2 separate regions of the Mus musculus genome follow, and region 1 is linked to region 2. The links are chromatin contacts, found by Hi-C or POLR2A ChIA-PET in ENCODE. All regions are on one chromosome and are shown on one strand. Each heading gives the region's core, a stretch centred on a gene start or an enhancer-like site at or near the end of the contact. The rest is flanking DNA. Distances are from core to core; before and after follow the strand shown. Region 1 overlaps Arid1b (AT rich interactive domain 1B (SWI-like)). Region 2 overlaps Arid1b (AT rich interactive domain 1B (SWI-like)).

Region 1 (4,024 bases), core at 1,320-3,819, 110 kb after region 2:
GTGAATCTGTGGATGTCTGTGAACATGCGTGTGTTTACATGTCTGTGAATCTGTGGATGTCTGTGAATCTGTGGATGTCTGTGAACATGCATGTGTTTACATGTCTGTGAATCTGTGGATGTCTGTGAACATGCATGTGTTTACATGTCTGTGAATCTGTGGATGTCTGTGAACATGCATGTTTACATGTCTGTGAATCTGTGGATGTCTGTGAACATGTGTGTGTTTACATGTCTGTGAATCTGTGGATGTCTGTGAACATGCATGTTTAGGTGTCTGTGAATCTGTGGATGTCTGTGAACATGTGTGTGTGTAGAGTTCCTCTGAAGCGGATGCTCCAGGAATGCAGAGCCCCCAGTCCCATTCTCTGTTCTGAACACTGGCATGTTTCCTTGGAGGAATTACATGGAGATCCGTCACTCCCTCCTTGTTCTGTCTTAGCCCTTTACATTCACTTCAGATCTCCTGACCCTGAGTGTCCAGCCCACAGCCAGCCCCGCCTGGCCACAGGGAATGTTTGAATAGACAGTCTGCTGGAGTCTGGCACAGCTGCTCCCATGTGAATGGCTGAAATGAACTGCCCATTGTTGCAATTCATAACAGCAAGTTACTTCCCTTCTGTTAAGTAGGAAGTATGTGATTGCATCTGACAAGGCCTCTGATGGCACGGAGTGGGTAATGACCTGAGCCAGCAAGGCTGGGCCCCACCTGATGAAAGTCTTGCCATGCTTCCTGAGTCCGTTTATAATAGAAATTCACGGGTTAATACATAGCCATACATTTGTTCTCTGTGTTTAATCAGCAGACCAATCCACACCTTAACCTCACATTCTCCTCCGTTCAGGTGCGGCTGCTTATGTTGATTTCATTCACCTCCAGTTAAAACTATACTGAATTGATAGGTTGAGAATAAATATGAGCATCTTACTTTTCTCTCTTTGACCCTTTCCTCCACCTCTGTTGAGTTTTGCAGAGCTCCACCCCAGGTAGCCATATGGTCCAATGCAGTGTCCTTTATCCCTGTCTGGGACCTTCTCAACTGTGTGTGGAGTAGTGCATGGTCAGGGACTCAGACCTGTGCTTCCGAACAAATCCACAGAACCTGTTCTTGTGTTTACTTTAGGACACCATATGTTAGGTCACTGCTTACCCCAGCCAGGCTGAGGCTGGCACACACCCCATGTTTTCTTCCCAGTACCTCAACTGTTGCAACTGCCAGGCTCCTGTGGTAATGAGCCTGACCAGGACTGGGCAGTAGCAGCATGCCCAGGGCTTGCTGTTGGGAGACCTGGGCATTTACGTTGAAGCTGTCATTGGAAGAGCTCTCAGCAGACCCACGTCACAGGGTCATCTTCCTATCTGTTGTATATCCATCCCATGGCAGTGGGATGGAAGCCTGCATACCTCCATCCAGGTCCTGACTGTGTCTGTCCTTCACCTGACTGCTCCTTCATGCCTGAGAAGAAAAGTAGAAACTGTTAACTGCACAGAAGCAAGGAAGTCCTCTCTGCTCTAAGCCCATCTGGTGTTGATGTTCTGTAGAGGAACCTGTACTGGGCTGCCACCCTGAAAGCCCCTGCCCAGGAGCCTGGACACGGTAGCAGTTGGGCTTGCTGCCTGGGCTGCCCAGGGCAGAGGAGAGACCTCACTGTTCTCTGAGCCTGCCTTGGAGCCAATGAGGCCTGGAATGTTTGACTAGGGGAATCCAACAAAATAATCAAGAGTTTTCTGCCTACACAGTGGTGTTTTAGTCTTGGTGTCAGTGCAGTATTACAGACAGCAAAAGTGCTGCTGTACCCTGCTGTGAAACTGTATGGTTAATAAACTGCATGTGTTACTAGGTGGGTTACTAAACAATAATATTAACAATATTGTTTGTATATATGTTCATTGGATCCTCCCACGCCAAATTCCCCGTTCTTGGTAGTAAGGGACAGTGGACCATTCCCCAGCCCTGTGAACAGTAAACCCAGCTCTGCCCTCGGCCCTGGCTGGCCTGACGCCGAGCTTTCTCACAGTCTTCTTTCCCATCACGTTGCAGACAGCAAGAGCAGAGGGTCATTTTGTCCTGGAAAGTCGTTAATTCTGTAAACATGGTCCTCCATGCGAAGCAACAAAGAATCCTCAGAGCGTGATCCTCCAAGTAAAAGAACTATGAAGTGAGACAGACAGACGCATTCCTGGGAACCTGGCTTTTCCTCTCTTGCACTTTAACATGGTTCCTTCAGGGTCAGTTCATGAGTCTAGAGGAGCAGAAAAACATGTGCCATCAGCTGCTGAGCCACAGGCTCTGTCCTTTCCCAACTCAGGAGTGCTGTTTAGACCCACAAAGCTGGTTTGCTGCGCCTTGCCAAGCCACATTAAGCAGCTGTGTAAAATGAATTTAAATGACATGCATCAGAGTAAAATCTCTTCCACTGGGGCAGAAAATCAATGTTAGCTAACCAGCCTGAGAAGATCGACTGTGCTCCAGCCAGCAACTTCCGGGAGCACTGCCTAGAAGGCTGCACCTCCTCCTTAATTAGAATTGAGAGGAGGAGCAAAGCTGGGGCAACTGTGACTGTCTGCACCTGGCAAAGCCCCCGCGCATGCGCGCGGTGCCCTGCCTGTCCACCTGCTGCCTGGGAAGTTACCGTTCATGTTTACAGTATATCCTTTCTGAAAAAGAAAGAAACCCAAGTATAGTTCCTATTTCAGGCGCCCTCTGTCCCACTTTGCAGCAGACTGGCCTCCTGTGCCTGCTGGCAGAGTGCAGGCTGGGCTGTGGGAACCCAGGGTTTACACGGCTCTGTTCCTGTGGCCGAGAGCCCTGCCCAGTGCACCATAGCTGTCCGTGCTGGAGCTCAGAGCGTCTTACTCTCTCTGCTTGTTTGGTCATCCACCCCCATGGATGGATGTCAGGTGAAACCAGTTTAGGGCATGCATTTCTTTTGAGGGGAGGGAGTGAACACTTAGCCTTTGGGGCGCCAGCGTTTGTTTTAATGTTCGCTTCATCACTCCCAAAGAGCCTGGAACCTGAAAAAGAATTACAAAAGGACAAATTATTGATGAAGGTTGGAAGTGTGTGTCTAATTCAGCTAAGTAGCTAACAAAGAGGAAGGATTGTGTATGGCTGTTATGATGTGGACATTCACAAGTTGATTGTAAAATACAGAAGAAAATAGCAGTTTAGCTGTTTGAAAAGGGGTTTCATTGATATCATTTTAGGGTGATTTGTAAGTGTATAATCCACTTGCAACACGAAATAAGCTACAAATATATAGGTTGTTTCTGTTGTTGATCTTTTGGATGAAGGAGAAGATCAGTAATAGAAAGTGGTATGGATCCGTTATGTTAAGCACATGATGGTACCCAAGCATTCAAAGCTAATGACGTACAAGGAGTGGTTGTACTCAGAAAGGGCCTCACTGTGCATTGTTTTAAAGTGTCGATAGTTCGTGTGAAGGTATTCTCAAGAGTGCATCATCCGAGTAGAGTCTGCCAGAAGCTTGGGAAGACCTTGGCCCCTGCTTCCTGAAGAGGCTTTGCTGTGAATCCTCGACACCTCCATAGCTTATAGGATGTTTGCAGTGACCAAGTCTATTATCTGTAACCTTGACAGCACGTGCAGTCATGTGAGAGAGCTTTCCTCAGCCCTACAATGTGCCCTGCCTCATTCCTTCATTCTAGGAAGAACTTGTGGTTCTAAACAGTTAGCCTCTTTGCCAAATACAGTAGTTGGTACATGGAGCTGGGTCCTTAAGAATTGCCTAGATGTGTCTTTCTTAGAAGGTCTTCCAAGCAAGAGCCATGACTTTACAAAAGACTGACAAATTCCTGGGTCTCGTGAAGCCAGGATGGTTGGAAGGAACTCCATCCCTCAATGACAGTCCCCAACCCCCAGCACAGTATAAACGTTGCCAGCTTCTTAAGATGATGTCCCAGGTCTGCTGTTGTCTGAGAGATCGTCAGTCTGTTCTCATTGTGTTGGCTCCCAAAAGAGCAGAGCTTCAATTACAGGCTCAGAATCTGGAGCAAGAAGGTT
Region 2 (3,688 bases), core at 618-3,117:
TTAGACCCAGATCCTTTGGTATTCTCTGGCATTGTATGTGGAACAACAAATTGAAATCTGGATTTGCCAAGGATACCATAAGGCACCCCGAGGAGTGGATGGGAGATCCTATTGCAGTTTCTACTGTTGTGTGGATGTAGGAGAGAGCAGTCTCAGCAAGGCACTGAAAAAGGACTAGGCTGGGGTGAGTTTGAAAGCAGGTTTTGGGGACTGGTCTTGTCATGCTCAAAGATAGCACTAAGGAAGTTCCATTTAAGTCACCTCACAGCCATGAAGTGACTGTCAACCACCTGCAGATAGCAGGGACAGACGCTAAGAAACTGTCTTAGGGACACAAAGTCAGTATTTGAAGGAGTTAAATATAACCTCACACCCTCTTACTCCAGGGCCCATGCTTTGCCAAGTACCTCTCCCTTGGCATGGAGGACGAGGAGCATGTGAAGTTCTGAACTGTAGCCTTTTGCATCTACCTGGGAAGAGGGGTGAGGGGGCGTGGTCCTCCATGCTGCCTCTTGCCTGGGCTCTGCTAGGTTCTATCCCCACTGCATGCTGAGTGCTTTCCTTGCCCAGCTCCAAAGGCCTATTCATCACTACCCACGATTCTGTGTTTGGTTTCCCTCTGCAGCCTGACTGCAGACCCGAGTTTGCCTATCTGTTGACTGCCTTCTTGGCTGCACCACAATGTGTAGCACTGTAAAATACCTGACCATGTGTTCCTTGCACCCCGACGGAGCCTGCGTTCATTTCACTACTGTCCTAACCACAAATGAAGGAAGGTAGTAATTTACTGAACCCAGAAACATCTGAAAATTCCTTAACCTCATAGCCTGTGCAGGTAGTACAACTTGGTACCATTTGGAGGACTGAAAAGGAAGAAAAGGCTAGAGGGCTGGAAGGAGGGCAAATAATGTCAGAAAAAAAAAGTGAACTTTTAATCAAAAAATCTCAAAATTTTAAAAATTTGAAATAAAGTTGAAAAATACTGAAGCATATTCCTGTGAAAATCATCTGTAGGAGAACAAATGGGGTGAAAAATTTGAACATTCACTGATGAAGAATTTGCCCAAAGCAATTTGTATGATTGCCCATTTTAGGTAAATTTACTAAGTATCACCTTTTCTAGTAACACAAATCCTAACATTTCAAGTGTACAAATGATTTAATTCATAGTATGTCAGCATGCCTGCTTGCCTTTGACCCTGCTGGTACTATACAGACTAGATATGGCTGAATGAGAAGTACCACATTGCAGAGCCTAGGTGAGCTGCGTCAACATGACAACAGTAACAGCATTTAAAATCATGTGTTCATTTCTTTAAATATCTGTAACATTATCCAAAAGTTTCATATATAGCACTTGGTTGTGACAAAAAATAGTAATGGTGAATTGGTGCTTTTGTTTTTGCTAAGCTCTCAGATTACTTAATTTTCTTCCAAAAAGTAATGACTTGGGATTTGTGGCTATACGTGACACACATATATAACCATAATGGGATTGTTTAGAGAATTTGACCATTCAACCCGGTAAGCATAAGGGAGCGCTCAGCAGGGCCTTGGGTTGGATACCTGGGCCTGCAGCTTGCCTGGCTGCCTAATGGCAGCCCTGAGAAGCCTAACCTGCGGGGCACCCTAAGTCTCACTGTCTGTTTTCACGTTCCCTATCCTGGAAACGTGTGCGTGGGGTTTCTTTGTTTTCCTAGCGCAGTGTGTCCCACAGCTCGCGGGCCAGTGAGTGACTAGGCACTCCTCCAGGGAGGAAGAGGGGAAGCAGCGACTGCGCAGCCGCGGGTGGGGAGCTCCCGGCAGGCACCGCGGTGGGAGGCCTGGCCATCGAGCCACGGTCGGGGCTGTGCAGGCCCCACCCCAGAGGGCTCACTCCCAAAGTTTCTGCTGACGCAGCCGCGCTCCCGGCGGTGCTCCCAGTTTCTCCGAAACCCTCCCGCGCCCTCTGCCTGTCCCTGGAGAGGAGTGCCGAGGCGAGGGCCGAGCGGCTGCCCTGTATCCCTGCTGGAGCCGTCCGCCCCTGAGGAAAGGGCCCTCCCCCACTGTAGCGGGGCCGGTTGAAACTTGCTTTGCAGAAAGAGACAAAGTTGTAGACTCCCAAAACCCAGAGTCTGGGAGGATCAAACAACACCCCCCCTTCCCCCTCCCGTAGGCTGGGCCATGGGGAGACCAGAAGGCCGCTGGAAAGTAGGGTGGGGTGGAGTGATGGGGTGGGGCCAGTGGGGCAGGCAGTGGGTGGGGCGCCAGGGGGCGGGCCTTAGGCCTAAGCTGTGCACCAAGACAGGCGAGATGGAGGGCAAGAGTGGCTGGAGCGGAGGGTAGGGCCAAAGGCAAAGACCCTAACTACATTTGTGCAGTACCAGTTGGAACCAAGTGCAAGGTTCCTTGATGGGAAAACTAATTCATAGCATTTTTAAATCCCAGAAAAAGCCTAAGCTTTTGTAGCGTCTCATCTCCTGTCTGTACCTTCTTAAATTAAAAAAAAAAAAAGTTATTTTATGCTACTGGGTGTTTTGCCTGCTTGCATGTCTGTGCACAGCGGCTGTTCCTGGTACCCATGGAGGCCAGAAGAGGGCATCATCAGATCTCTTGAAACTGGGATTACATATGACCTGGGAGTTGAACCTACAAGCAGCAGGGTTTGTTATCCACTGAGACAACTTTCTAGCCTCTACTACGTTAGTAAATGCTAAGAGGATTTGGGGGGAAAGACATTTCTGGAGAATAAGACTAATCTGTCTAGAAGACCTAAGGCCACTGTCTGCTCTCTGTTGCTCACCTTCTATGGTATAGCAGTGTAACCTTAGACCTTTCAAGTAACCTGCATGACACATACAAGAAGTTAGTCGACATACATATACCAGACTTAGAGGACTAATCAGCCAGAGCCTCTAGTTGATAAATTATTTCCACTGTGATCTGTAGCCTGAATGGTTTTTAAAGTCAATGCAGTTGGTACTATGAAGAGTGAATTATTGATAATCATTAACATGACGGATATTTCCTGACCCAGTAGCTTAATTTTGGAAATTTGACACTTAAAGTTTGTTACAAAGGTTATTAAAGAGACTCTGAGCAACAAGTGTTTTGCAGAATACATTTTGTTTGGGCTTATGCCTCATATTTACTATGCACGTGCATGGTATTTTAACACAAGTATGTTTATGATGTGTATACAATTAATATTCTATTAGGAAAGATTGTTATAGTATGGACATTGCTAACCTTGATTACTGCTGCTCACTGCTGCCATTTGACAAAGTTTAAGCTAAATAAAATCCAGTTGATTTGGACATTTTGTAAAGAGAGGTGAATTGCATGCCGGGGTATACTACTACACTTTATCCTTAAAAAAAAACCACCTAGACGCAAATCGCTTATCATGCACGTGTGGATCTGTTTGGGCTTGCATTCACTACATGAATGCAGTAACACCCAACATACTAGAAGAGGTTGGTGTGTGTGTGTGTGTGTGTGTGTGTGTTGGGGATAGTTTTCATTTCTATCGTGGGTGCACATGGGAAACACTGGTGTCTTCTTCAGTATCTTTGCACCTTAGCTTTTGAGACCCACAAAGCATGAACTCAGTTTTCTCCGGGGTTTTCTTGTCTCTGAAGCCCCCCCCCCCGCCCCCCCCCCCATACTTCGAGCACAAGCCTAGCCATCTCCCTGGCATCTGAATATG

Evidence for each region. Hi-C counts contacts between places; a loop is a spot of excess contacts on that map. ChIA-PET counts read pairs that join two places held with the same protein, here RNA polymerase II (POLR2A).
Region 1: POLR2A ChIA-PET joins it to region 2 with 10 read pairs in embryonic stem cell. The contact joins two enhancer-like sites. A Hi-C loop is called at or near these places in 2 of 37 maps with a recorded cell type or tissue (gastrocnemius and heart). POLR2A ChIA-PET finds 5 or more read pairs at or near these places in 2 of 5 experiments (both embryonic stem cell).

Annotation. Positions count from the first base shown.
Region 1 is chr17:5,293,283-5,297,306 of GRCm38, forward strand. The region is part of intron 8 of Arid1b (AT rich interactive domain 1B (SWI-like)); the gene reads left to right. Among named protein-coding and RNA genes, the nearest start is that of Gm34854, 71 kb to the left of the region's middle. Within about 2 kb of position 2,570, at least 1 of the 3 ENCODE cell types and tissues checked has a DNase peak (open chromatin) inside an H3K27ac peak, as active enhancers do; it is gastrocnemius, where a contact is called at or near this core.
Region 2 is chr17:5,188,038-5,191,725 of GRCm38, forward strand. All of the region lies in intron 4 of Arid1b (AT rich interactive domain 1B (SWI-like)), which reads left to right. Among named protein-coding and RNA genes, the nearest start is that of Gm34854, 34 kb to the right of the region's middle. Within about 2 kb of position 1,868, at least 2 of the 3 ENCODE cell types and tissues checked have a DNase peak (open chromatin) inside an H3K27ac peak, as active enhancers do; they include gastrocnemius, where a contact is called at or near this core.